Regions from separate parts of the Homo sapiens genome. Here region 1 is linked to region 2. Evidence: read pairs that join two places in POLR2A ChIA-PET (ENCODE). Cell type or tissue: B cell. All regions are shown on one strand. Each heading gives the region's core, and the rest is flanking DNA. Links, peaks and the distances in the headings are about the cores only. Region 1 overlaps ASTL (astacin like metalloendopeptidase). Region 2 overlaps STARD7-AS1 (STARD7 antisense RNA 1).

The links. Peaks named below come from ENCODE experiments on the same cell type or tissue, not always from the same donor. Only the 100,000 strongest peaks of a DNase experiment are listed, where the experiment ranks them.
Region 1: POLR2A ChIA-PET joins it to region 2 with 7 read pairs; 4 of 35 experiments call an interaction of 5 or more read pairs at or near these places.

What each region holds. Positions count from the first base shown.
Region 1 is chr2:96,121,916-96,136,930 of GRCh38, reverse strand. ASTL (astacin like metalloendopeptidase) reads left to right here. Exons shown (of 9, transcript NM_001002036.4): 3 at 1,519-1,580; 4 at 2,873-2,966; 5 at 3,389-3,506; 6 at 4,210-4,391; 7 at 6,786-6,867; 8 at 6,953-7,107; 9 at 12,660-14,113. The coding sequence ends at 13,081. Among named protein-coding and RNA genes, the nearest start is that of ASTL, 9.1 kb to the left of the region's middle. RefSeq lists enhancers at 915-964, 1,816-2,315, 3,869-4,369, 5,372-5,601. In B cell, for the core only: no CTCF peak of the experiment used is centred there; no DNase peak of the experiment used is centred there.
Region 2 is chr2:96,231,116-96,246,130 of GRCh38, reverse strand. STARD7-AS1 (STARD7 antisense RNA 1) reads right to left here. Exons shown (of 4, transcript NR_046322.1): 2 at 8,032-8,226; 3 at 5,443-6,418; 4 at 3,508-4,254. Among named protein-coding and RNA genes, the nearest start is that of SNORA112, 24 kb to the right of the region's middle. RefSeq lists enhancers at 3,968-4,017, 4,038-4,297, 11,880-12,029, 12,040-12,109. In B cell, for the core only: no CTCF peak of the experiment used is centred there; DNase peaks (open chromatin) are centred at 3,640 and 4,040; H3K4me3 peaks cover 1,106 bases; H3K27ac peaks cover 1,705 bases.

The DNA of each region.
Region 1 (15,015 bases), core at 6,261-10,260, 110 kb after region 2:
GGAGCTTGCAGTGAGCTGAGATTGCGCCACTGCACTCCAGCCTGGGCGACAGAGCATCTCACAAAAAACAAAAAACAAAAGTCAGGCTCAGGGCCTTGCTGTCTGGGGATGTCAGCTGAGGAATGAGGGTGTATAAATAGCCTGAACAAAGCCAGTTGAAATGGAGACTGGAGTTCAGATGTTGGAGCAATGAGGGCTGAAGCACTCAGGGTTGAAGCAATCGGGCTGAACAGGGGACAACCTTGCCCTAAGGGTGGGTGAGATCCTACCAGATGTGGTAGCCACTGTGTGATCTGCCCCCTTCTTCCTCTGTGAGCTGACTTGGGAGCCCAGCGCCAGCTGAGCCTTGAGCCCCAGGCACCATCCCACCCCTGGATCACCGTGAGTGGTCTGCAGGTAACCAGAACCAATGGAGAAAACTCCCAAATGCTGGTGACCCCAACAACTATCCTATCACCTACGGTGAGGCTGTCTCATAAGGGCTGCCCGTGCCTTACCCAGTGCTTTCCTGGGAAGCACCTGCCCATCTCCAGCCACTGTGAATATGGCTAATGCTGCACAGCTGTCTGCCTCCCAAAACTGGCCCTTGGCCAGAAGGAGCTGCCTCAGCCAGAGATGCCCGGGGGCTACTCCCTTGTCTGCCCAAGGTGGCCTACTGTGACTTCTAAGGGACAGGAGTCTGGCTCCTGCCTAAAGGTGGTACAAGTCAGCGGTGTCATTTGTGGTCTGGAGCGCCCATGGGATCTGGCTGAGGCTGTGCCTGGGTTCTTCCCTGCCTTCTCTCCTGCTTCCCTCACTCCCCCTGTGAGTCACTTGTGGGAGACCCGGCTCAGGGAGAGATGAGAAGCAGAGGGACTAAGAGGGGAGAGGGGCTTGCGAGAGCCGGTATTTGCCTGCCTCTGATGGTGGAACAAATTTGTGGAACAAAATTGCCACCTCAAGGGGCCTGAATATAACAGATGGGTGGGGAATAGATGGGGGATGAGGTGGGCAGGAGACCCCAGGGCCTGTTCTGAGGAGTGTGGCTCAGGCTGGAAGAAGCCACTGCTTCCTGACAGCAGGGACCCGGGCTTGGGACTGGATTGCGTGGGTCATGGGCTGTGTTTGAGCAGGGGAAGGCTGCAGTCCAGCCGAGAAGCCTTGCACACTCAGGGACTGTGTGACTTCCCTGAGGCCACGCAGGCTCAGTGCTCAGGGAACCTCTAGCTCCACAGTCAGGAGAGGGACAGACCCCAAGCCTCAGTCTCCTTTGTCTTTGTCCTCCAGCCCCCTCACACCTGCAGACAGTCCGCACAGGGTGGCTGACATTCTCAAACATCAACTAATGACTTAACTAAACACCCAGGCTCGGAGAGCCGATGACCTATACTTTTATCAGGCTATTTAAGAACTTATAAAAGTAACAATCCACTAGGAAAGACACAAGAATAGACTTAAGTAAGTAGGGATTTGCTTGGCCTGTCCCACGAGTCAGTGTTCTGGGGGACATGGGCCAACACGTCCTTCTTCCTTTCCCAGGGCTCATCCTGGAAGAAACCCCAGAGAGCAGCTTCCTCATCGAGGGGGACATCATCCGGCCGGTGAGTGCACACACTGACGTGTGTGGGTGCGGATAAGCCCACAGTTGGCGACAGGTCCTCTGAGCCCACCCTGGATGCCATGGGGCCTGATGTGTGAGGGACATACATAGCTTGGTAGATGCCTCTTTTTGTCAAGGTCAGAGCGACTGTTCTGTTAGGAAATAGGAATAAGCCAGCCTGAATGCTAAGGAAGGCTGGTATCTGAAGTGCTGGCACAGTCAGCCTGAGAGGGCTTCCTGAAGGAGGAGGTTTGAACACTTGACCCAGCTTGGTACCCTGCCCAGGGGAGGTGCTCAGCACTCGGGAGGTGCTCAGATAAAGGAAGAGATGAGCAAGGGTTGGCAGAGTGGCCAGTGGCAGATAAAGGGCCTGGTGGCAGTGGCGACCTAGGGATGGTGGAACAAGGAGTGATGTTGAGCCTGACCATCTTGGCTGTGGTCGAGGGGCCGCATCTGAAGGGAGAAGGTTGCTGGGGATTGGGGCGCCTTGCTAACAGAAAAGGGAACACTGTGCCCAGGATGGCAGCCATGTGTTTCAGGCAACTGCGAATGGCAGAAGGCTCCTGAATAGGACAGTGACCCAGGGGAAGGCAAGACTGTCCTGTTGGAGGCTGCCACTGACGGCACAGCCTCTGGCTGGGCAGGAGAGCCAGAGGCTGGCCCAAGGCTGCCCAGGAACTCCGGGGGCAGGGCAGACCCTCTGGGTTATGCAGTGAGTGCTCGGGCAGGTGGTGTGCGACCACCCGGAGCAGAATCAAATGCCTCCAGCCGATGGCACAGGCACGCTGGGGTGCTGTGGAGCCTGGGCACCGAAGGGCTCTGGTTGCTGGAGAGCAGAAGTAAGCAGCCGAGGCCAGGGTGCTGCCTCACTTTCACTCCATATGGCTCTGTTCCCATGATCGTCCCATGTTCAGGGAAGCCTGGTGGCTGTTCCCCTCTGGAAGGGGCACTGTCAACATGCTGGAGTGGGGCTGCTGGCCCAAGCCCTTCTGATTCAGGGCACCCTGGGGTGCTGGGCCTCCTAGCCAACATCCTCAGGGACTAATCTCTTGTTTGCTTGAGATTGAAATTCTTTCATCATAGGCCAAGGGACTGTCTTGTGCATCAAGGTTCATGTAGCTGGCCCCTTGCCTTCCACAGCTCTGTCCCATCTCTAATGGTCCCCCATTCCCATGCACACAGGTCCTGACTCCCACATCTTTGGGGTTCTGGTGCCCTGGGGTGTGGTACCCTTGGGGCACAAAGCTTGGGTGGCCTCTGTCCCCAGGGGTTGAACTGCTGCTCTCTCCTCAGAGTCCCTTCCGACTGCTGTCAGCAACCAGCAACAAATGGCCCATGGGTGGTAGTGGTGTCGTGGAGGTCCCCTTCCTGCTCTCCAGCAAGTACGGTGAGTGAGCATGGCGCGCTCCCTCCCTGCCTCAGCCCCTTCTTCCTAATGCGGCAGGTGTTCCTCTCTTCCCTTTTCCTCTTACACCATCACATCCCTTCCACCTCCCCACCCGAAGAACCTGTCCACAGATGCCCTTCTGTTGCTGAAGGTCTCCTGAGTAGGGAGGGTTAAAATCTGATGGGAAGGTATGTCGAGTGGGGATCTGGTTCCCCTTGAGACCATGCGGTGCAGAGGACAGTGACCTACCCAAGGCCACACAGCCAGGGTCTGTCTGGGGCCCAGCTTCTTCCTGGCACCACTAAGCTGCCCTTTCTTGATGCTATTTTGGGAGAGTGAGTTCAGAGCTCTGCTCCCAGACCCTCAGGTAGAGCTCAAAGACCACCAGGGCTCTGGGGGCTCAGCCAGGTGGTGTCTTCCAGATGAGCCCAGCCGCCAGGTCATCCTGGAGGCTCTTGCGGAGTTTGAACGTTCCACGTGCATCAGGTTTGTCACCTATCAGGACCAGAGAGACTTCATTTCCATCATCCCCATGTATGGGTAAGTGCCGGGGCCAGGATGCGTATCTCAGCTCGCTTCTGCGTTCAGCCCGGAATTAACTTGGCCATTGTCTAAAATGTATTCCTGGGCCCATCCTCCAGGGCTCAGTCTCCCTGCCCACCCTGAGGGGTCTGCCAAGTGTGAGCTGGACCTCCAGGGCGGAATGTGGGAAAGGGATGGGAACGGTGCTAGACCCTCCATTTACAAAGCCCTCCTCTCCCGGGGGACTCCATGAGGTGGTGAGGAGAGGAGGTTTTGCGGGGCAGACAGTGCGTGAGTCACTGAGTCCTGGCAAGTCCCCTAACTTCTGAGCCTCTTCTGTCCCCTCTGGGGTGCGAGTGGTGGCGATACCTGCTTCCTAGCTTGTCAGGGGCCTGAGGCAATTTGTGTGAAAGCCTTGGCTTAGGGCTGACCAGGAGGGTGTGCTCACTTAGTAAGCTGCTTCTGTCCTCTGTGTTCATATATCAGTTTCTGCAGCCTCCCTGCAGCCCAGGCTGGTGATGGGGGTCCGGTATGGCCATTTCACAGAAGTCCAGGCAGTAAAGGGGCCTGGAGAATGGTGAACCTGAGACTAGAGCCCAGAGTGGGGCCTGCCTGTTGGGAGTTTGTCTATCTTGTGTTGTGTGGGGAGGGAGAGCCCAGGTCTGTATGTCCGGAGGGATCTGGGCTGGCACTTACCCCACTTGCTCTCATCACCCTGCAGGTGCTTCTCGAGTGTGGGGCGCAGTGGAGGGATGCAGGTGGTCTCCCTGGCGCCCACGTGTCTCCAGAAGGGCCGGGGCATTGTCCTTCATGAGCTCATGCATGTGCTGGGCTTCTGGCACGAGCACACGCGGGCCGACCGGGACCGCTATATCCGTGTCAACTGGAACGAGATCCTGCCAGGTGAGCCAGGCCACACGCAGGACAGGCTGGTGCCGGGGAGGGGACAGCACGGCTTGGGCCCAAGTCGCCTGGTCCCCATGGGTGAGGCTATCCATCCTCCCCATCACCTGCCTGCTTCCTGTGGGGAAGGTGGGGGTCTCACTTCTGTCTGGTACCTGGTACCTGGAGGTGGTACTCTGGGTGCTGCTCTGGGCCCCAGGCCTTCCTCTACCCACCTGTAGTTGTGCCTTAGCTAGGGCGCCACCACCTGCTTTGTCTCGCTTCTCATCCCTGACACTGTCCTCTCCCTGGCGATGGGGCAGGCAGTGCCCATGATACCTGCTTGTTGAGTACTCTAGCAGCGGTCTCATGTACCAGATACCACCACCATGGACTGGGGCTGTGTGCCAGCTTGGGGAGCTGAGCCAAAGTGGGACCCCAAGGTAGCAGGCTGCACAAGCCAAGTGCTGGGCCACGGGCTGAGGGCAGCACTGTGGGGCTGGGACATGTGCCAGTGGTGCCAGTGAGCAGGCAGAAGGAACACAGACTGTGGCCATGGGAGAGTGGAGGCTGGAGGCAGGTGGGCTGTGGTTCCTGTGCTGGCAGCGGCTGTGTGGCGCCGGGGATCAGATCCTGGTGATGGTGGGGTCTCTCTCATTGTGGGCTTGATGGTCTGGTTCAGGAGGCAGGAAGAGCCCCACGAGGGAGGGGCAGAGGAGGTTTGGGTGGGAGTCTGGCTTAGGGGTTGGAGCAGGAAGGCCTACCGCAGGTGGAGGGCGTCCAGCACGAGACCTTTCAGGGCTGTCATGTTAGCCAGGTGAGGCAGCCAGGGAAGCTGCCTGGGCCCAAGGACCTTCCCAGGCCCCAAACACCGCTTTCTCAGTGGCTCTCAGCAAACATGAGTCACAGAGAAAGGGGTGACGGGGCACGTGGGTAGCACCTCACAAAGGGGGAGGGGATGGATATTGAATCAGACCAGGCTGGGGAGGTTGTGAGGGGGGTGACAAGTGACTCTGTACCCTGAAAACAGACTGATCCTTCCCAATGCTCGTGGAACAGTTGTGAAAGTTTACCCTGATAATTTTATGATATACCATGAAATGCCATGAAAACCTGCAACTCTGAAAGTAGACCAATGTAAACATTCTGATCATGATATAAAGTAGAAACCGATACATCAAAACCGAAAGCTTCTCCTATTCAGAAATTGAAAAAAACAACAAAACTTTCTTTCAGCTCTGGAGTTAAAGTACAGCAATTCTAAAAAAAAATCATGAAAGACTAGAAAAGCCAATGGTTCACAGCTAAAGCAATGCTCAGAGAAAATGTGTAGACTTACGTATCAGTAAACAGAACAAATTGAGCATGTCAACCCAAGTTAAATGAAAGCAGGAGGGAATTTCAAAAGGTAAAAGCAGAAATTGAGTTGGAAAACAGCACTAATAATTATTCCTAATGATAAAACAGGCTAAAACACGGGTTCCCCAGTGGAAAAAATGAGAACATATTTGTTCCCATTTAGGTTAATATGTTCTCATTAGGTTAACATGTACAGAAACTGCCAGGGCAGACACATTAATAACAGTAATTAACTGTTGTGGGGCGGGGAGGTGGGAACTCAGGAAGCAGGGGATGGAATAGACTTTTACTACATCTCAATATTTGACTTTTGAACCAAATGAATATACTACTTATTCAAAAGTATGTTTAATGAATTTTTAAAAAGAAGTAAGAGCTCAAGAGGCAGCTATGTTAGGCAGGTGGTGGGGTATGAAGGTGCTGGAGGGCTCATTTGCTCCATGGAGAGGAAGCTGCTGTGACCGAGGTGGCGTGTATGCGTGGCTGGCTGGCTGGATTTGGGAGGATTGGGGGAGCAATCCCTCTGAAGGCCTGGGGGACTTGAGTGAGGGGGAGATGGGCTCCAAATCTGGGGAAGTGTTGTGGCCTGACACAGGAAGAACAGGTGGGCCTGTGACTGGGGACTAGGGCATCACCACTGCAGATGACAGCGTGGCAGCTTTTTAAAGCTGGGTCAAGGAATAGACATTTCATCTGGGGTGGGAGGGACATCTGAGACCCTGAGCAGTGTGGGACCCGTGGCAGCTGTGGCTTATGCAGAGACCAGCCCCGTGCAGACTGAATATGCAAGGAGGAAGGATGGGTGGAGGGAACAGCTAGGAGGTGATGGTTGGCCAGCCATGGGGTCCCTGTGCCTCTACCTCAACTAGTACAGGTTGGGGATCCTCCCAGGGCTGGGAAAGTGGGACTGGTACCAGAAGCAGCATGGTGGCTGTGGGCTCAGCCCCTCAGCTTGGGTGAGTTATGAGCTCCCAGAAGACTCTCCCAGCCATTGCCTGCCCTTTCTTGCCTGCCCTCTTTATATATCAGTAAGTTGTATTGTTTTTGTATTTTTAGGCTTTGAAATCAACTTCATCAAGTCTCAGAGCAGCAACATGCTGACGCCCTATGACTACTCCTCTGTGATGCACTATGGGAGGTGAGGACCCTGCCTTCTTCTCCCTCTGCTTCCCCCAGCCTCTCCCGTGGTGATCTGGACTCAGGGGTCTCCCGCTGGGTTCCAGGCTCGCCTTCAGCCGGCGTGGGCTGCCCACCATCACACCACTTTGGGCCCCCAGTGTCCACATCGGCCAGCGATGGAACCTGAGTGCCTCGGACATCACCCGGGTCCTCAAACTCTACGGCTGCAGCCCAAGTGGCCCCAGGCCCCGTGGGAGAGGTGAGTGGCATGGCAGGAAGGTGACTTGAACCTGGAGAAGGCGCCTGTGCTCTAATGGTGTCAGGGAGGGTGACAAGGAGGGAGATGAGGTTGCAGGGGGAGCAGGGTGAGATCACGGGGGCTTGCCACAACGACGCAGAACAAGCACTTGAGGAAAGTTAACACTCACTATGACTCAACTGTAACCAAAGAGGAATAGGGCTCACTTGCTTAGCCTAGATAATAAACATCTACCAAAAACCTAGAACAAAAGTTAAGGGTAAAACATTAAAACTGGGACCAAGACAAGTTTTCCCACCATTGTCCCATCTACTCCACATTGTGTGGCAGTGGAGGTCCTGGGCACCGAGGTAGAGCCAAAGAAACTAAAGGTCCGAGGATTGGAAAGGAAGCAAAAAAATCGTTCATAATAGATGATTACCTGTATTGAAAGCAACAATCTATAAACAAGTTATTAGAACTAATAAGAATTAGAAAAGGTAAATACAGTTAATATAAAAATCATATTTCTGTACACCCAGTTAGAAAACACAATTGTTAGTAAACATACCATTATAATAGCAATCATAAAGGTCCCAAGGAATAAATCTGACAGCTGTATCAAACATTTGAGGAAAAATGAACCTTTATTAAAATCGTTAAATAATACTTAAATATAGATAAATCTGTTATTGAAAGGAAGGCAATGTTATAAAAATTCAGTCTTCCCAAATTAATCTATAAATTCCCACTCAAAATAAGTTTGATCTTGACAGAGTGATTTTTTTTTTCTTTTTTTTTTTTAAAGATGGAGTCTCACTCTGTCACCCAGGCTGGAGTGCAGTGGCACAATCTCGGCTCACTGCAGTCTCTGCCTCCGAGGTTCAAGTGATTCTTGTGCCTCAATCTCCTGAGCAGCTGGGCTTACAGGTGCGTGCCACCACACCCAACTAATTTTTGTATTTTTAGTGGGGACAGGGTTTCACCATGTTGGCCAGGCTGGTCTTGAACTCCTGACCGCAAGTGATGCGCCTGCCTTGGCCTCCCGATTGACAGGGTGATTATAAAGTTTTTATATGAGAATATGAAAGGTCAATAATAGCCAAGACATCCCTGAAGGAAAAACTAAAAAGACTTGTCCTAGCAGATGTTAGTCATCTAGTTCATGAAACGTCTTTACATAAATGCATAGCACTGGAGCAAGGCTAGACAATTGCCCGCTGGAACAGAATCAAATTTAGAAACAGATTCCATTCAGAAGCAGAGCCTTGATGAAGGGCCATTGATGGTCACTATGGAAGGACAGTTAAGTTACTTAGTTGTCTTAGAGCCATTTAGCATCTATTTAAAAATCCCTAACTCATATCATGCGCAAATAACTCTGGATGCATGAAAGACACATGTAATAAAAACTTTAACATGTTTAGAAAAAAAATATATAGTAAGATCTCTTCATGACCTTGGGATAGGGAAGGATCACTTAAATGAGATACAGCACTAATTGTAAAACTAGAAAGATTCATAAATTCAACTACATTAATTATAACTTTGTCCAAAGGCACCAAAAAGAAAGTGAAAATACAGGTTACAAATAGACTTTTTTTTTTTTTTTTTGAGACAGTTTCACTCTTTTTGCCCAGGCTGGAGTGCAATGGCACGATCTTGGCTCACTGCAACTTCTGCCTCCCAGGTTCAAGTGATTCTCCTGCGTCAGCCTCCCTTGTAGCTGGGATTACAGTCACGCACCACCATGCCTGGCTAATTTTGTATTTTTATTAGAGATGGGGTTTCACCATGTTGGCTAGGCTGGTCTTGAGCTCCTGACCTCAGGTGATCCCCCTGCCTCAGCTTCCCAAAGTGCTGGGATTACAGGTGTGAGCCACTGTGCCTGGCCCCAATATATTTTTTTGCAACACATAATTTGTATACAAAATACATAAAGAACTACACATTAATATAAGAACAAACCAGCTGAGTGTGATGGCTCATGCCTGTAATCACAGCACTTTGGGAGGCTGAGGTGGGTGGATCGCTTGAGCTTAGGAGTTCAAAACCAGCCTGGACAACATATAGTAAGACCCCGTCTCTTAAAAAAAATACAAAAATTAGTGGGATAGTGGTGTGCACCTGTGGTCCCACCTACTCAGGGAGGCTGAGGCAGGAGAATCACTTGAACCTGGGAGGCGGAGGTTGCAGTGAGCCAAGATCGTGCCACTGCACTCCAGTCTGGGTAACAGAGCCAGACTCTGTCGCAAAGAAAAAAATCAAATAGAAAAATGGGAAGAGACTTAATAGACATCTCAGAGACCAAATGGGAAACACACTAAAGATGTTCAACCTCAGTAATTGAGGAAATGCAAATGAAGTCTACAATACCATTCTATAGCCACTAAACTAGACACTTTAAAGCCCAATAATACCAAATACTGTTAAGGATATAGAGTGATGAATGGAAATGCTAGACCCTACTGATAGGAATATGAGTGGCTGCAACCACTTTGGAAAACAATTTGACATCCTGGAAGGTTGAAGTGTACATAACCCCTGACCCAGATTCTACTCCTAGGTCATCTTGCATGCAAATGCCCTCTCCCTCCCCTCACTACCTTACCTGCTTCTGCCCCCAGCCCCAGGTAATCACTAACCTACTTTGCCTCTCCGGATTTGCCTAGACATTTCCCATAAGTGGAATCATAACACATAGCCTCTTGTGTCTGGCTTCTTAATGTTTTCAAGGTTCATCCATGTTGTAGCATGTATCAATAACATCGCTGAATAACATTCCGTTGGATAGATATGCCATACTTAGTCACCAGTTGAGGGACACTTGGGTTTTTACTTTGCAGCTATTATGAATAGAGCTACTATGGTCATTTATGTACAAGATTTTGTGTCAACATGTCATTTCTTTTGGGTATACAGCTAGGAATGGAATTGCTAGGTCCTACAATAACTCCATGTTTAACTGCTAAGATTTTTTTTTTTTTTTGAGATGGAGTCTCACTCTGTCGCCCAGGCTGGAGTGCAATGATGCAATCTTGCCTCATTACAACCTCCACCTCCAGGGTTCAAGCAATTCTCCTGCCTCAGCCTCCCAAGTAGCTGGGACTACAGGTATGTGCCACCATGCCCGGCTAATTTTTGTATTTTTAGTAGAGATGGGGTTTCACCATGTTGGTCAGGCTGGTCTCGAACTCCTGACCTCGTGATCTACCCGTCTCGGCCTCCCAAAGTGCTGGGATTACAGGTGTGAGCCACTGTGCCTAAGATATTTTCAAGTGGATGCACCATTTTTATTCCCACCAGCGGTATACGAGGGTTCCGATTTCTCCCATCCTTGCTGACACTTCTTATCTATCATTTTGGTTAGAACCAGCCTAGTGAGTGTGAAGTAGTATCTCATTGTAGTTCTGAGTTGCATTTCCCTAATAACTAATGATGAACATCTTTTAATGTGCTTGTTGGTCATCTGCATCTTTGGAGAATGTTCATATCCTCTGTCTGTTTTTCTTCAATTGGGTTCTCTCTTCTGAGTTGTAAGAGTTCTTTATATATTCTAGACACATGTCCCTCATCAGATGTTGCCCTTAAATATTTCATCACTTCCTATGTTTTTTGTTTTTCCCACTTTTTAATAATGTCCTTTGAACACTAACATCTTAAATTTGGAAGTCCAACTGACCAATTTTGTCACTCCTTTTTGGTGTCTATGACGCCTTTGCCTAACCCGAGGTCATGGAGATTTGCTCCTGTTTCCATGTAAGTCTTAGTTTCAGGTTTTACATTTAGGTATATGACCTATTTGGAGTGAACCCTTGAACAGGGTGTAAGGAAGGGGTTCAACTTCATTCTTCATGTAACTAGCCAGTTGTTCCAGCACCATTCTTTCCCCTACACTTTTTTTACTGTACTAAACATCTAAAAAAAAAAATCCCTAAAGGACAGATGTGGTGAGAAATTTGTGCGTAATTTCTTTTGTTGAGATGGAGTCTTGTGCACCTCAGCCTCCCGAGTAGCTAGGATTAGAGGTGAGCACCACCATGCTGGCTACGTTTTGTATTTTTAGTAGAGACAGGGTTTTACCATGTTGGCCAGGCTGGTCTTGAACTCCCAAACTCTAGTGATCTGCCTGCCTCAGCCTCCCAAAGTACTGGGATTACAGATGTGAGCCAGCATGCTTGGCCTTGTATGCAATTTTTCTAGAGGTTTGACTACCATGACTAGGGAATTGGGAGGTGGTGGAAAGGCCTGTGGTCAAGGGCTGGGTCTATCAAGATGGTGAGCATGGGAGCACATTCAGATGCTGGAACCATGACCTGCTGGAGGAGAGGGGTGGATATAGCGGGGAGAAAGGACACCCAGAATGTTTGGAAAAAGGCTGCACATGGTGGGAGCTGAGGCATTTCCTTGGATCTAGTGGGAAGGAAGAAGACAGGAATAGACCCAAGTCTGCAGGAGGATCTTGATGTATGGATGCTGGGGACTCTGTTACATAAGGAGAGGTGAGGCCACCAGAGGTAGGGAGAAGGGGATGGAAACAAAGGAGAAGATGTGCCTCCGCTGACTGGAGAGCAGGAGACACCTGGTAGAGGTGGGGGATGCTAGCGTTCTAGGGCTGGGTCTGGCGGCAGGTGTGACAGCAGGGAAAGGTGGTTGAGGCTACCTCCGAGGGGTGACTGCCATGGGGGCTGTGAAGCCTATGTAGGTGGGAGTGATCTGAAGTGGGGAGGGCTGGTGTAGGATGATGCTGGGTCTGGGGAGTATCTGCAGAGCCGCGCTACCTCAGTGTGCACAGGTGGAGGCGGTACTGTGGAGGGTGGCCCCCAGGAACAGGCTGCAGTGGTGGTAGCTCCTGGTGCTGACCAGGTCTGGAGGGCGGTGTGGGCTGTGAGGCTAACAGGACCTGGTAGAAGAGTCACCAGTTGAAGTGTGGGAGTGAGGATTTGGTCAGGGTCAGCTGAGGGAAGAGGCTCCTGGTGAAGCCCTCGCTGCATGCGCAGGAGGAACTGGGATGGGAGGCAGTGCTGAGGGGCTGGGGCCAGCCAGAGAACATGGGCTTGAATGAGGAAGAGTGCCCACAAAGAGGTGGGGTACAGTTGTAGTCTGGCATGACAGTGAAGAACAAGGAAGCCCCAACCTACCTCCTGGCACGGTGCAGGGTTTAGATGTGGCCATTAAGTGCAGGAACAGTTCTAGGGGAGGTCTTGGGTTCGGGGCAAGTGGTAGGGTATGGCCATAGGCAGAACAACCTGGGTGAAGGGTCCGGAAGGTGGGCGCTTTGGTGCTGGGTCAGGTGACTTAAGTGTCCCAGCAGTCTCGGGTGTGAATGGGGCAGTGGTGGAAGCCTGAGTGGACTGACATTCTGATGGTGACTTCAGGGGCCAGGCAGGGAAGAGATGGGATGGCTTCATTGTCCTGGTCTCTGGTAGGGTGGGAATCTGGGTCTTGGATGCACTAGGCCGTGGCATGGGTGGGCACCACTCCTGTGAGCTGAGCCAGCTCTGGGTCCGCACAGCTGGGCCACATGTCATCCTACAGTTCTGAGGTTCCACCTCCTGTCTTTTCTGTTGCAGGGTCCCATGCCCACAGCACTGGTAGGAGCCCCGCTCCGGCCTCCCTATCTCTGCAGCGGCTTTTGGAGGCACTGTCGGCGGAATCCAGGAGCCCCGACCCCAGTGGTTCCAGTGCGGGAGGCCAGCCCGTTCCTGCAGGGCCTGGGGAGAGCCCACATGGGTGGGAGTCCCCTGCCCTGAAAAAGCTCAGTGCAGAGGCCTCGGCAAGGCAGCCTCAGACCCTAGCTTCCTCCCCAAGATCAAGGCCTGGAGCAGGTGCCCCCGGTGTTGCTCAGGAGCAGTCCTGGCTGGCCGGAGTGTCCACCAAGCCCACAGTCCCATCTTCAGAAGCAGGAATCCAGCCAGTCCCTGTCCAGGGAAGCCCAGCTCTGCCAGGGGGCTGTGTACCTAGAAATCATTTCAAGGGGATGTCCGAAGATTAAGCCTGTGGCTTCTGTCCCCAAGTAGGGAGGGCATCCTCTGCCCAGTGGAGCTGGGTCGTCTACCTCTTGGCTCCTTTGGGCCACACCACTGTCTTCCAGCCCCAACCTACCACCCCATCTCAGAGGGCCAGGACTCTTCCCCTGTCTCTCTTCACTGTGTTCCCCTAAGGGCTCCTAGGGCCAGGGGTTCTTCTAGCTCTGCCACAGGGGAAGGCAGGCCTGGCTGTGCCTGCTCTTGACTTTTGCCCAGCCCTGGTGGATGCTGGGAATGGGAGGTGACATTCTCCAGGGACAGGTCCTGGAAGGGGTGGGGAAGAGGTAGGTTCCAGCCCCGCAGAACCCTGGAATCCCTCCTGTGCCTGAGGCCCTGCCCCCCAGCATGGACTAATGGTGTCCCTACCTCTCCCTCAGGGCAGCCCTGTGGCTGGGACCCTGGGAACAGCCTCCCATCCCACCCAACATGCCCAAGTGTGGGGGAATGTTCTACAGCAGTGTAGCCTCCAGCCCTTCTCTCCAGGAGGCTTTGAGAGCCCAACTTACTCCCCTGCAGAGCAGGAAGGTGGTAGGTCAAGTGTGGCCACCATTGGGGAGACGAGAAAGAAGTGGGGCCCCACCAGATTGCACAATGGGAACCTCAGCTGGCCCCTGAACAGAGGACTCAGTTGTCTCCACCCTACACCGCTATTCCCTGGAGCTCAGCCAGGCGCAGCCTTGGAAGGAGAAAGGGCTGGGGTTACCTGGCTTGTCCTCCTCCAGGAAAGCCCCCTTCCTCCTCTGCCCCAGCTCCCAGCCTGGCCTCCTCCAGGCAGGCCCTACTCCTCTGCCCCAGCTCCGGCTTTCCCCATGAGGTTTGTCCCAGGCATGAAGAAAGCATCCAGGGTGCCAATGAGTGGGCCTAGGCCAGAGGCCCCTCAGTCCCCAAGGGTACTGTTTTGGTGGCCTTTCAGAGGGTCAAGGAAGCCCTGCTTGGGGTAGAAGGGGCAGGAGCCCCACATGTTGGGGGAGGAAATAAAGTGGAGTGTGCTGTGCTGACCTTCCCACCTCCTGTGTGCCTTTAACACCCCTTGCCCTCTGGGGCCCCAGGTGGCTATCCCACCTCCCAGGGAAGACAAAGACTTCAGCGAGTGCTCCAGGGGTCCTGGCCAAGAAGCAGCAGGGCAGGGCTGAAGCTTGGAGTTCCCAAGTTCTGGGGAGAGGTTGCTGTTTGCCAGCCTTCTGGAGGGTCACGTGCTGGGGCCGCATTGAGGACATGGGGATGCACTCAGGGGACACTGTGTCCTCTACCTTCAGTCGGCCTTGGGTTTCAGTCATGAGTCATGAACCCTGAGACTGAACAGTGGCCCAGTCCCAGGCATTAGCACAAGGGAAGGACTGCAGGGAGGTGCTGTTCTTCCTCTTGCTCCTGGCTGGGGGAGTGGGGTCTGCGTGAGTGTAGAGTGGATAGGGGCTCTGGCCATGCCCCAAGGAGTAGGGGACAGCCCCGCTGGGAGGCTTCCAGGCAGAGACCTTGAGGCAGCCCTAGGACAGAGGCAGTACATGCAGTGCCCCATTTATCAAGGACAGTAGAGAGGCTTGCACTCCTCTCGGCCTCTGCTGTTGGGTGGAAGGAGGTGCTGTGCTTCGTACCCAGGGAGGACCCTGGGGCTCGGGCCACCCGTCACCAGCCTCCATTGGGATTTGTCTCTTGGTCTCCGATCTTGTTCTCTTGAAGATGCCACTTGTCTGAGCCTGGTGGCTTAAGGGGAGCACAGGGACAAGGTTCAGTCGTTTGAGCCCCAGCCTGGGTGGTGGGAGGGGTACAGGGCCCTGGGGTGTAAACCAAGCCCAGGCGGCTAGCCATCCCCTCCCAGGGGTCTGTGGCTTGTTCACCTCCCCAGTCACCGACCATGCAGCTGTGTAGGCTCAATTTGTTCACTCATCCAACATACCAGGTA
Region 2 (15,015 bases), core at 1,204-5,203:
CCTTTGCAGTAATTCCCCAGAAGCACTAACATTTCTGCTGATCTTGGAATGATGCTGTATTACTCAGGGTTCTCCAGAGAAGCAGAACAATAAGATGTGGAGATATATGTATATATACAGAAAGACATTATAAGGAATTGGCTCATACAAATGTAGAGGCTGACAAGTCCCAAGTTCTGCAGGGTGAGTCAGCAAGCCGAGACCCAGGAGAGCCGAGGTTGTAGTTCTAGTCTGAAGGCCAGCAGGCTGAAGATCCAGGAAGAGCTGATGTTTCAGTTCAAGTCCAAAAACAGGAAGAAAGCTGATGTCACCACTTGAAAGTTGGTCATGCAGGAGGGGCGCCCTCCAACTCAGCCTTTTGTTCTATTTGGGCCCTCAGCTGATGGATGAGGATCCCCTGCGTTAGGGAGGCAGCCTGCTTTACTTGCTCCACCAACATAAATGCCAGTCCTACCCCACGCCCTCACAGATGGACCCAGAGTAATGTTCAAGCTGATATCTGGGCACCCCATGGTCCAGTCCAACTGACACATAAAATTAATCATCACAGATGCCTTCTTCAGCACATGCTCGATATCTAACAAATATCTCTACGGTGAGATTTTCCCCCCAACCTTGGGCCCACTTAAGAAAGATGTTGAACTGGGCGCGAGGGCTCACGCCTGTAATTCCAGCACTTTGGGAAGCTGAGGTGGGTGGATCACTTGAGGTCAGGAGTTTGAGACCAGCCTGGCCAACAAGGTGAAACCCCGTCTCCATTAAAAATACAAAAATTAGCCGGGCGTGGTGGTGGGCGCCTGTAATCCCAGCTACTTGAGAGGCTGAGGCAGGAGAATTACTTGAACCTGGGAGGCAGAGGTTGCAGTGAGCCAAGATCATGCCACTGCACTCCAGTCTAGGTGACGGAGCAAGCCTCCGTCTCCAAAAAAAAAAAAAAAAAAAAAAAAAAAAGAAAGATATTGAGAAATTGGAGAGGGTCCAGGCAAGCATTCTGAGTGGATGAAAGGTTAAAAGTTCTAGAGAAAAGGATGTAATAGCAATCTTAAATGTGTGAGGAGATAATTATTTATTTGCTCAAATGTGTGACTTAAAAAGGCACGCCTTCTCTATAGGACTGTTTCCTTATATGTAAATGAGGGGCTGAACTGGGTGACTTTACAGTCCTGCCAGCCATAAAGATCCATGACTTCCTGAGAGGGGGCTGCCACGCTCTGTATCCACTGTGGGAGATGAAGAAGGACTGAGGAACTGAGCAGTTTAGCTGTAGCCTGTAGTACCAGCTACACAGGAGGCTGAGGCAGGAGGACCACTGGAACCCAAGAGTCTTGAGGCTGCAGTGCACTATGATCATACCTATGAATAGCCACTGCACTCCAGCCTGGGCAGCACCACCAGACCGCATCTTTCTTTCCTTTCTTTTTTTTCTTCTTTTGATGGAGTTTCGCTCGTCACCCAGGCTGGAGTGCAATGGGGTGATCTTTGCTCACTGCAACCTCCATCTCCCAGGTTCAAGTGATTCTCCTGCCTCAGCCTCCCAAGTAGCTGGGATTACAGGCATGTGCCACCATGCCCACCTAATTTTTGTATTATTAGTAGAGACAGGATTTCTCCATGTTGGCCAGGCTGGTCTCAAACTCCCAACCTCAGGTGATCTGCCCACTTCGGCCTCCCAAAGTGCTGGGATTACAGGTGTGAGCCACTGCTCCTGGCCTCTATTTATTTACTTACGTGAGTTTTTTTTTTTCCAATAGGTTTTTGGGGAACAGGTGGTGTTTGGTTATAGGAATAGGTCGTTTAGTGGTGATTTCTGAGATTTTGGTGCACCTACCACCTATGCAGTGCACACTGTACCCAATGTGTAGTCTTTTATCCTTCACCCCCTTCCCACCCTTTACCCTGAGTCCCTAAAGTCCATTGTACTCATCTCTATTAAAAAAAAAAGAAAAAAAGGCCAGGTGCAGTGGGCAGATCACTTGAGGTCAGGAGTTCACGATCAGCCTGGCCAAAATGCTGAAACCCCATCTCTACTTAAAAAAAAAAAATTAGCCAGGCATGGTGGTGTCTCGGCTGTAGTCTCAGCTACTCAGCAGGCTGAGGCAGGAGGATCACTGGAACCCAGGAGGCAGAAGTGGCAGTGAGCCAAAATTGAGCCACTGCCCTCCAGGCTGGGTGACAGAGCGAGACTCCATCTCAAAACAAAAACAAAAACAAAACAAAACGAACAACAACAGCAGCAAAAAAAGGCCAGGTTCAGTGGCTCACACCTGTAATCCCAGCACTTTCGGAGGCCGAGGTGGGCAGATCACTTGAGGTCAGGAGTTCGAGACCAGCCTAGCCGACATGGTGAAACTCCGGCTCTACTAAAAATACAAAAATTAGCTGGGTGTGGTGGCTTGCTCCTGTAGTACCAGCTACTCGGGAAGTTGAGGCAGGAGAATCACTTGAACCTGGGAGGCAGAGGTTGCAGTGAGCCAAGATTGCACCACTGCACTCCAGCCTGGGGGACCAGCCAGACCTTGTCTAAAAAAAAAAAAAAGGAAAGAAATAAATTCTTTTCCCATCTTTCTTTCTTTATTCTTATTTTTTGAGACAGCGTCTTCATCTGTTGCCCAAGGTAGAGTGCAGTGGCACAATCGCAGCTCATTGCAGCCTCTATCTCCTTAGGTTTAAGCAATCCTCACACTTCAGCCTCCAGGTTGCTGGGACTACAGGTGTGCAACACCACACCTGACTGATTTTTTTTTTTTCTTTTCTGTATTTTGTAGAGATGTGGTTTTGCCATGTTGCCCAGGCTGCTCTCAAACTCCTGGGCTCAAGCAATCTACACACCTCAACTTCCCAAAGTGCTGGGATTACCACCACACTTGGCCCTTTTCTCATTTCTAAAGTGGGTTGTCTTTTATTGTTGAGTTTTAAGAGCTTTTGTTTGTTTTTGCCATCCTGTGCCACTCTGTTGCACAGGATGGAGTGCCGTGGAGCCATCTGGGCTCACTGAAACCTCCAACTCCTGGGTTCAAGTGGTTCTTCTGCCTCAGTCTTGAGTGAGCCACTACGCCCGCCTAATTTTTGTATTTTTAGAGAGATAGAGTTTCACCGTGTTGGCCAGGCTGGTCTCAAACTCCTGACCTCAGGTGATCCGCCTGCCTCGGCCTCCCAAAGAGCTGGGATTATAGGCATGAGCCACCATGCCCGGCTGAGTTTTAAGAGTTTTTATATATTCTAGATACCAGCCCCTTATCAAGTGGCACAGAGCAACTATGGCAGAGGGCCTACAGAGATTAAGTTTGTGCCCCATAGATATACACTAAAACATTTTGGAGAAATGGAAAAATATGGATTGATACTTTCCATTGCAACAGAATTCTTTTAAAAGACAAAAGAACCTTAGATATCCTCACCAAATTTCAGGATGAAGAACACAGATATTGGAAATTCTTGCTCTAATCTTACCTAAGGGTGTATTAGTCAGTGCTGTTTTAGTTGCAAAAACTAAAAACTCAACTCAAATTAGTCATGGAAGAAAGGAATTTATTGGCTGAGCAGCGGAGAAGTTAAATCCTGAGGTGAATTTGGGGCTCCCAAGATGTCTGGGCCTCCTCACTCCCCCTCTTCCAGCTCCACCCCTGATCACTGGCATCATTTCCTGGCCAGGCCCTTCTCTAGCCTTCAGTGTGGCAAGAGAGCAGTTTCATTTCCGGCTATCTCAGAGCACTGCATTCAACAGAAAACAAAGCAAGCCCTTTCCTTGGAGTTTACAAATGACTCAGGATTCACTCTGATTTGACCAAGAGTCAGAACCCTAATTGGCCAAGCCTGAAGTCACTTGTCTACCCCTGATACTGGGAATAGAATGCATGGATGAGAGGGAGGTGGGTGGTTCCATGAAAAGGAAATTCAAGCACTTTTCCTAAAAGAAGGGGGAATGGATGCTGAAACAACACGTCTCCCACAAAGGGAGCAGACACTGGGCTTGTGAAGCTGCCCCATACCTTCCCCACAGAACTGGGTTTCCCTCCTTGGTGCCCCTGACGGAGCCTTGTCTTCACCCTCCATTATGTATTCATCATGTGGCATCGTCACTGTTTCCTCCTCTGTCTCCAGAGTGTCTTCTCTTAGTTCTCAGCTAGTAAGAGAAGGAGGCTGGGCATGGTGGCTCATGCCTGTAATCCCAGCACTTTGGAAGGCCAAAGTGGAAGGATTGCTTGAAGCCAGGAGTTTGAGACCAGCCTGGGCAACAAAGTAAGACTCCCGTCTCTACAAAAAAGAAAAAAAAAGTTAGCTGGGCATGGTCATGTGCACCTGTGGTCCCAGCTACTTGGGAGGCAGAGGCAGGAAGACTGCTTGAGCCCAGGAGTTTAAGGCTGCAGCGAGCTATGATTGCACCACTGCACTCCAGCCTGGGTGACAGAGTGAGACCTCATCTATAAAATTTTTTTTTAAATGCAGGGGTGAAGGAAATAAGGAGGTAATTACTGAAAGAATGAAAGGTCATGCTAGAAATATACCATAAAATGCAATGGGGACTCAAAGAAGGGCAAGATTAAAGGGGACAGGAAATCTATTCTGGGGTGTCTTTGAGGGCCCTGAGAAATAAAACAAAGGAGTGGCAACAGGAACCAAAATATCCTCTTAATTACTGCTAGAGGGCTGGGCTGGAGGACACAGCTTTAGACCTGTGAACTAAGTGAGCTGCTAATGCAAATCCCACTAGGAGGCAGGCTCACCCGCCCAGCCATGGTAGCCCTCAACCAGAGAAAGCCTCCTTTAGTCCTGCAGGAGTGCAGCCCCCTCAGCGAGAGCAGTGGGATTTTATACCCTGCATGCAGCTCACCCCCAAGGTGATGGAGGGGCCCACTGGCCTACACAGGACCAGTTTCCCCTCCCCACCTACCTATCCAAGCAGTCATCTTTTATTTTCCCTGGGGCAAAGTAATAGAGGGGTGGAGAGAAGGCAGGAATGTTACCCTAGTGGAACTCCCTGAACAGGGGAGGAAACTGGTAAGGTTTCCAAAAGCTCATGGAGACAGTGGCATTTAAGATGGGCCTCTCTTAAGGTCCTGAGCAGGAGGAAATGCAGAGACTCTGGGCCAACACTCCTAGATGTGGCTTCTGGTCACCCCCACTGTCAAGGTGGCTCCACTCTTGCCCCATGGCTCTCTGTAATAACTGCCCTCTTGCCTTGCCTGCTGGCCTGGGTTGCTATGGTGCAGTAACTCTACAGCTTGGTACTTGGGTCTCGACTTGTTCATACATGTTGGTGCATCTCTGTGCCCTAAGATTCTCTTCCAGCTATAGCTGGCTCTGTTTCTCTGCACCTGCCACACTGCAATGAGCAGATCTATTTCCAGGTCTGGCAGCCCCTGCTGCTGGGCTCCTTCCCATAGTGGTAAACTGGGCCAGGCTGAAGAGATGATATTAACCTAAACTGAGCCAGATACTCACCAACTGCAGGGAAGGAAGGAAGCAGGAGTGTGTGCTTCACTTTGCTTCCTAGGCTCCAGACCCCCAACTGCCCGCTGGGAAAACAAGGGCAGCTCTTGCCCACATGAAGCAGGGAGCCTCGCTCCTGAGGCAGGGCGCTGGTGGAGGCTGCCTGAATGTGTGTTCTCACTGGCGACTTGGATCTGGTCCTGAGAAGAGTTGACCCGAGATGTCTTTGGCCTTGCAATTCCACATACAGCCCCCTCCTTGATGACAAAAACAGATGCTTCCATGAGGAGTTTTTGAATTCGGAAGAAATTACCTGCTACGAGGAACAGTCTCACATACTGAGGAGTAAGAGGACGAATATTGTAAACACTTTTCATTCTGAATAATAGACTAATAGAGCTTTGGATTGTCCATGTATTCTGAAGGGAAGAAAAGGCACTTATTTGCTGCCTTTTGGCATGATAGTCAAAGCCCAGGGGTTGCATCAGACTCAAACAGCTTGCTCTCCAAGTCCTGAGGGGAAAGGGACCAAGGCATAGACATGAGAGCTAACAACAACCAACTTCAAGCAGGCCCACTTAACCCTCTGCACAATGCCTGCCCTCCGCTGTAATGAGAAATGATTTCCACACATGCTGCTGCTAAGATAATAAGAGTGCTTCCGAACTCTCTGCCAGAGCCCAGACTAGAAGACATGATCTGTAGCTTGGGATCTGAAACCTGCAGGCCATGAGGAAGGACACACAGAGGGCAAGGGCGTCAGCTAAGGGACAGCGGCGAGGGATGGCTGCAGAGGGGGTGTGCAGAGCTCCAGCACCGTGCAGGTGGAGAGAGTCCGTGCTCTAACTCCCAACACTGGTTATCCGCACCAGGATACTCTGTTGAGTTCCATGACAGAATCTGTTTCAGGGCGGGCTCCCTGGAGGCTGACTTTGAGATGGAGATTCCCATGCAGGGAGTGTACTGGGGCTGCTCTCAGGTTCAGCACCTACAGAAGGGAAGGAAGCAGACTTGCTCACAGGGAGAAGCTGGGCTGCAAGGCAGTCTCGACACACCCCTCAGCTGAACCCATGGAAGGTGTTGAAGCATTAGAAAAGTCTCATGGCCGTCCCAGCTTCAGATGCCCCCAGCCCCCACTGAGCTGAGGGGCCAGACCTTTGTACCCCAGCTTCAGCCAGTCACTGGGTACACACTGTCCCCAGAGGGGTGGTGGGACATTGGGTGGGGAAGCTGTCTTCACTTGGGGGCAATTCCTGAGGAGGGCTGTGAGCCAGCAATCCTCCCAGCAGCTGGGGCAGAGCCTGTCTTGAGGGGGATTTGGATTGTTTATCAGGGCGTCCACAGCCTCTTGTGCCACTCAGATCCACTCCTCTGGGTAAGTTCTGGGAGCAGCTCGTCTTTCTCTGGAACAAACTAATGGTTCATCAGATGACCACAGCCCCCACCACTGCAGCTGTTCTTGAGGTCTCACCGATACTCCCCATCTCCCTCTTCTATCCATTTTATCTTTATTTATTTATTTAGAGACTTGTTCTGTTGCCCAGGCTGGAGTGCAGTGGTGTGATCACAGCTCACTGCAGCCTCCACTTCCCAAGCTCAAGTGATCCTCCTGCTTCAGCCACCTGAGTAGCTGGAACTACAGGTGTGTGCCACTACACCCAACTAATTAATTTTTTTTAAGAGATGAGGTCTCACTATGTTGCCCAGGCTGATGTTGAATTTCTGAGCTTGAGTGATCCTCCTGCCTCAGGCTCCCAAAGTGCTAGGATTACAGGTATGAAGCACTGCACCTGGACTTCTATCCATTTTATTTTATTTTACTTTTTTTTTGCGACTGAGTCTCACTGTGTCGCCCAGGCTGGAATGCAATGGCACGATCTCGGCTCACTGCAACCTCCGCCTCCCAGGTTCAAGCAGTTCTCCTGCCTCAGCCTCCTGAGTAGCTGGGATTACAGCCACATGCCACCACACCTGGCTAATTTTTGTAATTTTTTTTTAGTAGAGACAGGGTGTCACTATGTTAGCCAGGCTGGTCTCAAACTGTGACCTCAGGTGATCCTCCCACCTTGGCCTCCCAAAGTGCTGAGATTATAGGCGTGAGCCACTGAGCCCGCCTCGGCTTCTATCCATTTTAGATTCTCCTCCCTGCAGGAAGCACCTCAGCTGAGCCCCTGGCCACCACACCCTTTTCAGGCTATGGCTGCTGCACCTGTGCATTTATCATCAGCAAGGGGCAAGAGTACAAAGACATATTCCTTCTGGCTCCCACTGTGCAACTGCAGCCCCATCTCTTCCTGGTGGGCAGGGTCCACTACTCCTGCCAGGATGGTGGCTCCTGCTTCTTGCCTACTGGTTCCTTGGTGTACTTTTGCTGTATCCCTTCATGGAAACATTTCCTTATTGGGAACCAGAACCTAAAACCCTCAAAGCTTAGAGTTGTGGTAACAGAAATACCCCAATGGGATTAATGTAAAGTGAAGCCGCTCCTATCTCTACCCCTTGGTTCCTGGACCTATATATTCCTCCCAGTGGGACATAGCGCCTTATTGGTTGTTGATTAGAGTGTACACTGTGCCCTGGAAGGTAGTAACCCCTCCTTACTTGGTATCATCGTCTCTGAGCTGGCATCTCAGCTACGCCTTCAACAGCCCATTTCTTCTCTTCGTTCAAGCCAGTATCTTCTGGGTGGTGCAGAATGTGACAGGACCAGTGATCCCATGGTCACGTGCCATTGTCATGCCTCCTTCGCCTTGCAATGAACGGGCCCTTGGGTCTGATGTGATGTTACGTGGGAACCTATGTCAGTGGGTAAAACACTCAGTAAGCCCTCAGATAGTGGCGTTGGCTGAGGCCCTGCAGGCAGAAAAGGTAAACCATGTGTCCATTCTAGTCAAAATAAATTTCTGCCATTTCTAGGATGGAAGGGACCCATTGTAGTCAACTTATTACCAAGCGGCTACTTATTTACTTTGAGAGCTACTGCCATTTCCGAGGATCAGCACTGATGCATTGCTGGCAGGCTGAACATTCAGCAGTGGTGGTAGCTACATCAGCCCTTGTGAGTGACGGTCCATGTGTTTGTCCCCATCCCTGCCACCACAGTTGCTCCTTCACATGCCCGTTGTGTCAGTTCTGGGGTGGCTGATGGCATCTGGTTGACATCAAATTGGCTAAATCATTCTGTCTAGCTGGTTGTTTGGTGTTTCTTTCAAGTTAGATGCTTTCTGGTGGTCCTCTTCACACTTCCTAGCTACTCAAATAGTCCATCCACATGCCTCTGTCCCAGACATCCTTGTCCTTGATCTTCTAATCTTTCTCCTTCCAGACCCCTGATCAACCCATCAAGGCAGTTACTAGTAGCCATGAATGAATATAAAGTGTACCCTTGGGCTACATGTCTTTCCATACGAAGTGGATGAACAGATGCACCAGTGAGAGGACTGATCCACTGGGGGGATTTCCCTTGCCACTCTTTGTCAAGATCAGCCTATGGTGGGCTGTATTGTAGTCACAGCTCATTTTTGGCTTGCAGCCATATACCTGTCTGACCCATCTGTGAATCAAGAAAAAGCAAAGGCTCTCCTCTTTTGTCAGCTGATCATAAAGGGACTTTGCCCCCCTGTGCAGCCACAGGCATGAGCTGAGGGAGAAGCACTGGTGCCACACTGGCAGGTGACATGTGTGTCTAGGCCATCTGACTGTGTAGCTCTGTTCATGCCCAGTTCTGGACATACCATTTCCATCTTACTATGGATTATGGCTAGGCCCATTCAACTTTATGTCTTGGTGAGTTTGATAGGCAGAACCTAACTAATAACGAACGGTTCTAGACACGTGGTCACTTGGTGCCCCTTGGTGAAGTGTTCCATCTCTGCCAGGGTTTAGTAGCCCTTCAGGAGCTATTCTTCAAAAGGTGTCTAATTCTCTGCTGCAGATAGTATGGTCTTGCTCCAGAACCCTGAAGACCTATATTGTGATTGTCCTGCTGGGGCTTGCTAGAAACTCCACCTTGGATACCTGTAATATAATGGAATGACCAGAGCCTTAGCAGAGGTGCTTCCTGAGGTTAAGGGGAATCTAAAATGGACAGCAGAGGAAGAGAAATGATGAGGATCAATTAAAACATCAAGACTGTAGGGTCTGCCACTTGTAGCAACCGGACCTGCTGCAGAGCTCTCTCCTATTCTGGGCCCCCCAGTCAAAGATGGCAGCCTCTTGTGTTACCAGGTGTTAGGTTAAGCAGTATTCCCAGTTGTGGAATATGCTGCCTCTAAAATATGAATGGATTTACTAGAAGTTGTGCTTCCCTCTTCCCTGTGGTAGGTATGAGTTTCAGTAATTTGTTCCTTGCTTTAGAATGTTTCAGCACGCTTAGACCACTGGACTCCTAAAAAGTTCACTGATGAGGCAAGCTCTTGTATATCATAGGACGTTTCTTCCACTTCCTAGAGTGTATGTGTCTCACCCAAAGTACTTGACACTTCTTGCTCACCTGGCCTCATTAGCAAGATGCATATGATATCATCAACATAGGAACTAATACGAAGTTCTAAGAAATATTCAGACAGTTCTTATGTCTTTAGACTGTATTTTGACAGAGTTAACACAGCCCTGTAGGAAAACCATAAATATATACTTTTGTCAATTCCAAGTGAATCTACTGTTTCTGATCTTCCTTTTGGTGGGGATGGGAAATTGTGCATTTGCCAGATCAGTGGTCAGTTCCCTCACACTGTGTAGACTATGTAAATCCACTCTAGCATGGATGCATCTGGCACAGTAGCTGCAATTGGGATATTCGGTTCGTTTGTTGTAGTCTACTTTCACACTACAGGACATACCTGGATCTCGTAGGGTCCAGATGGGTGAATTAAGTGGAGATTTGAGGGAGGACACTACCCCTGCATCCTTTGTTCTTGAAGGTGGCATTAATCTCTGCCATTCCCCTGGGATGCAGTATTTTTATTTATTTAGAGACAGAGTCTCGCTCTGTTGCCCAGGCTAGAGTGCAGTGATGCAATCTCGGCTTACTGCAACCTTCGCCTCCCGGGTTCAATGACTCTCATGCCTCAGCCTCCCGAGTAGCTGGAACCACAGGTGTGTGCCACCATGCCCGGCTAATTTTTTTGTATTTTTAGTAGAGATGGGGTTTCACCATGTTGGCCAGGGTAGTCTCGAACTCCTGGCCTCAAGTGATCAATCTGCCTTGGCCTCCCAAAGTGCTGGGATTACAGGCGTGAGCCACTGTACCCAGTCTGCCTTTTCTTTCTTATGTTGGCTGGTTATATTAGTTATCTACTGTGGAATAACAAATCACCCCAGGGAGCACACTCATTTGGTGGGCTTTCATCTTAAAAGGAACAAAGGCAGTGTGTGTCCAGGTATAGGCTGGTAGATTTGGTGATGGGAAAATGAGGCAGTTCTGGTCTAGTTGTTTCTTTTTTTTTTTCCGAGACAGGGTCTCAATCTGTTGCCCAGTGCAGTGGCGAGATCATGGCTCACTAACTCCTACTGCTTCAATCTCCTGGGCTCAAGTGATCCTCCCACCTCAGCCTCCCAAATAGCTGGGATCATAGGAGTGCTTCACCCTGCCTGGCTAATTTTTAAATTATTTTTGGTAGAGACAGGGTTTTGTCATGTTGCCTAGGCTGGTCTCAAATTCCTGGGCTCAAGTGATCCTCCCGCCTTGGCCTCCCAAAGTGCTGGGATTACAGGCTTGAGCCACTGCACCTGGCCTGAGTTGCTTCCATTTTCTCATTAAACAAAGCAAGTCATCAGCTGAGATGTGAATCTCAGTAATACTGTCTGTATCATGAGACCTGTCTCCTTGGCCATAATTACCACAACCGGACCGGGGATGAGCTCCTAATCCAAGTGAAGGCACTTGATTCTTTCTTTTGGGAGCTTGAAGTGAGGATTCAAAGACATCAGTGTCAATTAGTGCTCAAACTGGAAGGATTTGTAAATTTAGAAACTGGGTCAGACATTTTTCTTTATATAAATGGAAAAGCTGAGAAGATTAGGTAGGGGTTGGGTGAAAGAGTAAAGCAGAAAGGAAGTAGAAAAGTAGAAAGAAAATAAGAGTCCACATAGACTTGGAGTTGCAAAAGAGGAATTACTTAGGTTCCTGTCCTAAGGTTTGAGTCCTCTGAGAAGATGCCCAGATAGGACTAAATGTGCAAGAGATGTGCTGGGAAAACACTTGTGAAGCGAATAGCAGGAAGCCGGAAGAGCCTGGGAGAGCTGCAATGCAGGTGTAGCCCCTGCCAGGAGACAGGAATGGAGGAGGGCTGGGTTGAGGAGGTGTTAGAACGCAGTGTAGTTCTTTCTTTTTCAGAGACAGTCTCCCTTTGTTGTCCAGGCTGGCCTCAAACTCCTGAGCTCAAGCAATTCTCCTCCCTCAGCCTCTTGAGTAGCTGGGACTACACATGCCTAACCATGCCCAGCTTAGAACGTAGTGTAGTTCTAAGAAAGCTCTGCAAGAGCTGATGAGGTGTGCTTGTGCCAAAGCCACCTGTCAGAGGAGTCCCCATATCCCAGAAATGGGCCTGCCTTAGTATGGCAGGCCTGCACTCAGTCACCGGGTGGGAGCAGCTCACAAGAAGGGTGGTCTCAGTGCAAATGCAGTGGCAGAATTTCATAGCCCAGCAGCAGGGGGCCATGTTACGCTCCCCTGCATTCAGAGATGTGAGCAGTGCACTCTCATGGCCACAGCTCCCAATGCCTTTTCAGTTCCTTTTTCTACCACCTTATGATGCGCAAGTGCCTTTCCTGCCTGTGAATTCTGAGCTTCTTGAGACACTCCTGGATCTTTCAAATTCGATTCCATATTTATGCTTAAACTACTTTGAGTGGATTCCAAGTACTTGCAACAAAAACAACAACAAAAAACATAGATTGAAATAGTAACAAGGGGACTATAATCTAAATTTTCTATATAAGAGGGGATGGAAGGAGGTAATAATAATTCTAGCGCTTATTCCTTATACCCTGTAGAGGGTTCTACAGTTTGTAATGTATTTTAGCTTACACAATCTTATTTGAGTCTTACAACAACCTCTGAACACAAGTAAGGCTGGCATCATTATCTGTATTTCACAGATGAGGAAGCTGAGTTTCAGAGACAATACAAATTATGCTGAATTGAAAAAAAATGGAGGCCGGGCGAGGTGGCTCACGCCTGTAATCCCAGCACTTTGGAAGGCTGAGGCAGGTGGATCACCTGAGGTCGGAGTTCGAGACCAGCCTGACCAACATGGAGAAACCCCATCTCTACTAAAAATACAAAATTAGCTGGGCATGGTGGTACATGCCTGAAATCCTAGCTACTTGGGAGGCTGAGGCAGGAGAATTGCTTGAACCCGGGAGGCAGAGGTTGCAGTGAGCTGAGATAGTGCCATTGCACTCTAGCCTGGGCAAAAAGAGCGAAACTCTATTCAAAAAAAAAAAAAAAAAGACAAACCATATAAATGTTAGCCTCTACCTATAAAAGCAGTGAGCCAAAAGCAGCACTGCATTCCTGGAGAGATTGCAGAAATTAGTTCCACCACTAATCAATGATCTGAAAGACACAGAGCTGATGATTTCCATTCAGCTTAGCTCTCTAGCCTGTGCAGATCCAAGATGGATCCAAGAGAATGGCGTGGATTATTATAAACTCAATTAGGTTGTGACTCCAATTGCAGCTGCTATTCTAGGTGTGCCTTCATTCATGAAGCAAATCAATGCATCCCTTGGAGCAAAGTATGCAGCTATTGATCTGATGAATGCTTTTTTCCTCAGCAATTTTTAGTAAAGACCATCAAAAGCAGTTTGCTTTGAGCTGACAGGGCTAGCAATACCTATTCGTTATCCAAACTCAGGACTGTATCAATTCGCAGTCATCTGTCATCATCTAGTTTGTGGAGACCTTGTCCTCTTCTCTACTCCACAGGACATCACATTCATCTAATGTGTTGATAATATGCTGATTAGAAGTAGTAACTATTCTAGCCACCTTGACGAGATATATGTATGCCAGAGGGTGGGAAATAAATCCCACAAACATTCAGTGAACCTTCTGGGGGGCCTAACGGTCTGGGGCATGTTAAGCTGGGCCCTACTACCACTAAGAGGCACAATGCCCAGTGGTTTTGGATTTTGAAGGCAATGTATACCTCATTTCAATGTTCTTCTCTGACCCATTTTCTGAATAACTTAAAAGGCTATCAGTTTTGAGTGGGGCCCAGAAGAAAAGATGACATTGTCATGACAGTTCCTGACTTATGAAGGTTCAACTTAATTTTTTTTACTTCAGCAATGATGCGAAAGCGATGTGCATTCAGTAGAAGCTGTATTTCGAATGCTGGATTTTGATCTTTCCCTAGGTGAGTGATATGTGGTGCGATGCTCTCTCGTGATGCTGGGCAGCAGCAGTGAGTGCAGCTCTGCCAGCCACAGGATCACTAGGCTGGATGACCAATATTCTACAGTGGGCTGTATGGACGGATCACTTTGCCCAACTGTAGGCCAATGTAAGTGTTCTGGGCATGTTTGAGGTAGGCTAGGCTAAGCTATGATGTCCTGTAGGTTAGGTGTATTCAGGGCATTTGCAACTCAGGATATTTTCTTTTCTTTTTCTGAGATAGGGTCTCACTTTGTCTCACCAGGCTGGACTGCAGTGGTGCAAGCATGGCTCTCTGCACCCTCGATCTCCTGGGCTCAAGCCATTCTCCCACCTCAGCCTCCCACGTAGCTGGGACTACAGGCGTGTGCCTCCATGCCTGGCTAACTTAAAAAATTTTTTTTTTTGTAGAGACAATGTCTTGCTATGTTGCCCAGACTGGTTTCACACTTCTGGGCTTAAGTGATCCTCCAGCTTTGGCCTCCCAAAGGGTGGGGATTACAGGCATGAGCCATTGCACCTGGCGAAATTTTTATAATTGTATGTTGTCTCAGCATCTGTTTTAAATACAGGTTAGCCTTTCTCATATAAAAAGCAGGACTCAGTCACCCTTGACACATTGTCCAGTTCTCCACCTCCTCCTAGCTCCTCAGTGTGATCAATCTAGATACCTGCCTTATACAACCACCTCCTGATGACCACTTCCCTGTGGACACCTAGATACTACATATGTGACTTGCTCCAACCCCCTCGCCCCACATGGACTGCCCAGACATGCTGCAGTGACCACCTCTGAGTCACAGCATGACCCCATGATACTTGTGCCTGCTTGCTCTAAACTTACCAGTTAGAACTCCTATCGGATGCAGTGGCTCACGCCTGTAATCCCAACACTGTGAGTGGCCAAGGTGGGAGGACTGCTTGAGACAAGGAGTTTGAGACAGCCTGGGCAACATAGCGAGACCTTGTCTCTACCAAAAATAATTTAAAAATTAGCTAGGCATGGTGGCGCACTCCTGTGATCCCAGATATTTAGGAGGCTGAGGTGGGAGGACTGCTTGAGCCTGAGAGGTAGAGGGTGCAGTGAGCTGTGATAGCGCCAGTGCACTCCAGCCTGGGCAACAGAATGAGACCATTTCAAAAAACCAAAAACCCGCTGGGCATGGCAGCTCATGCCTGTAATCCCAGCACTTTGGGAGGCC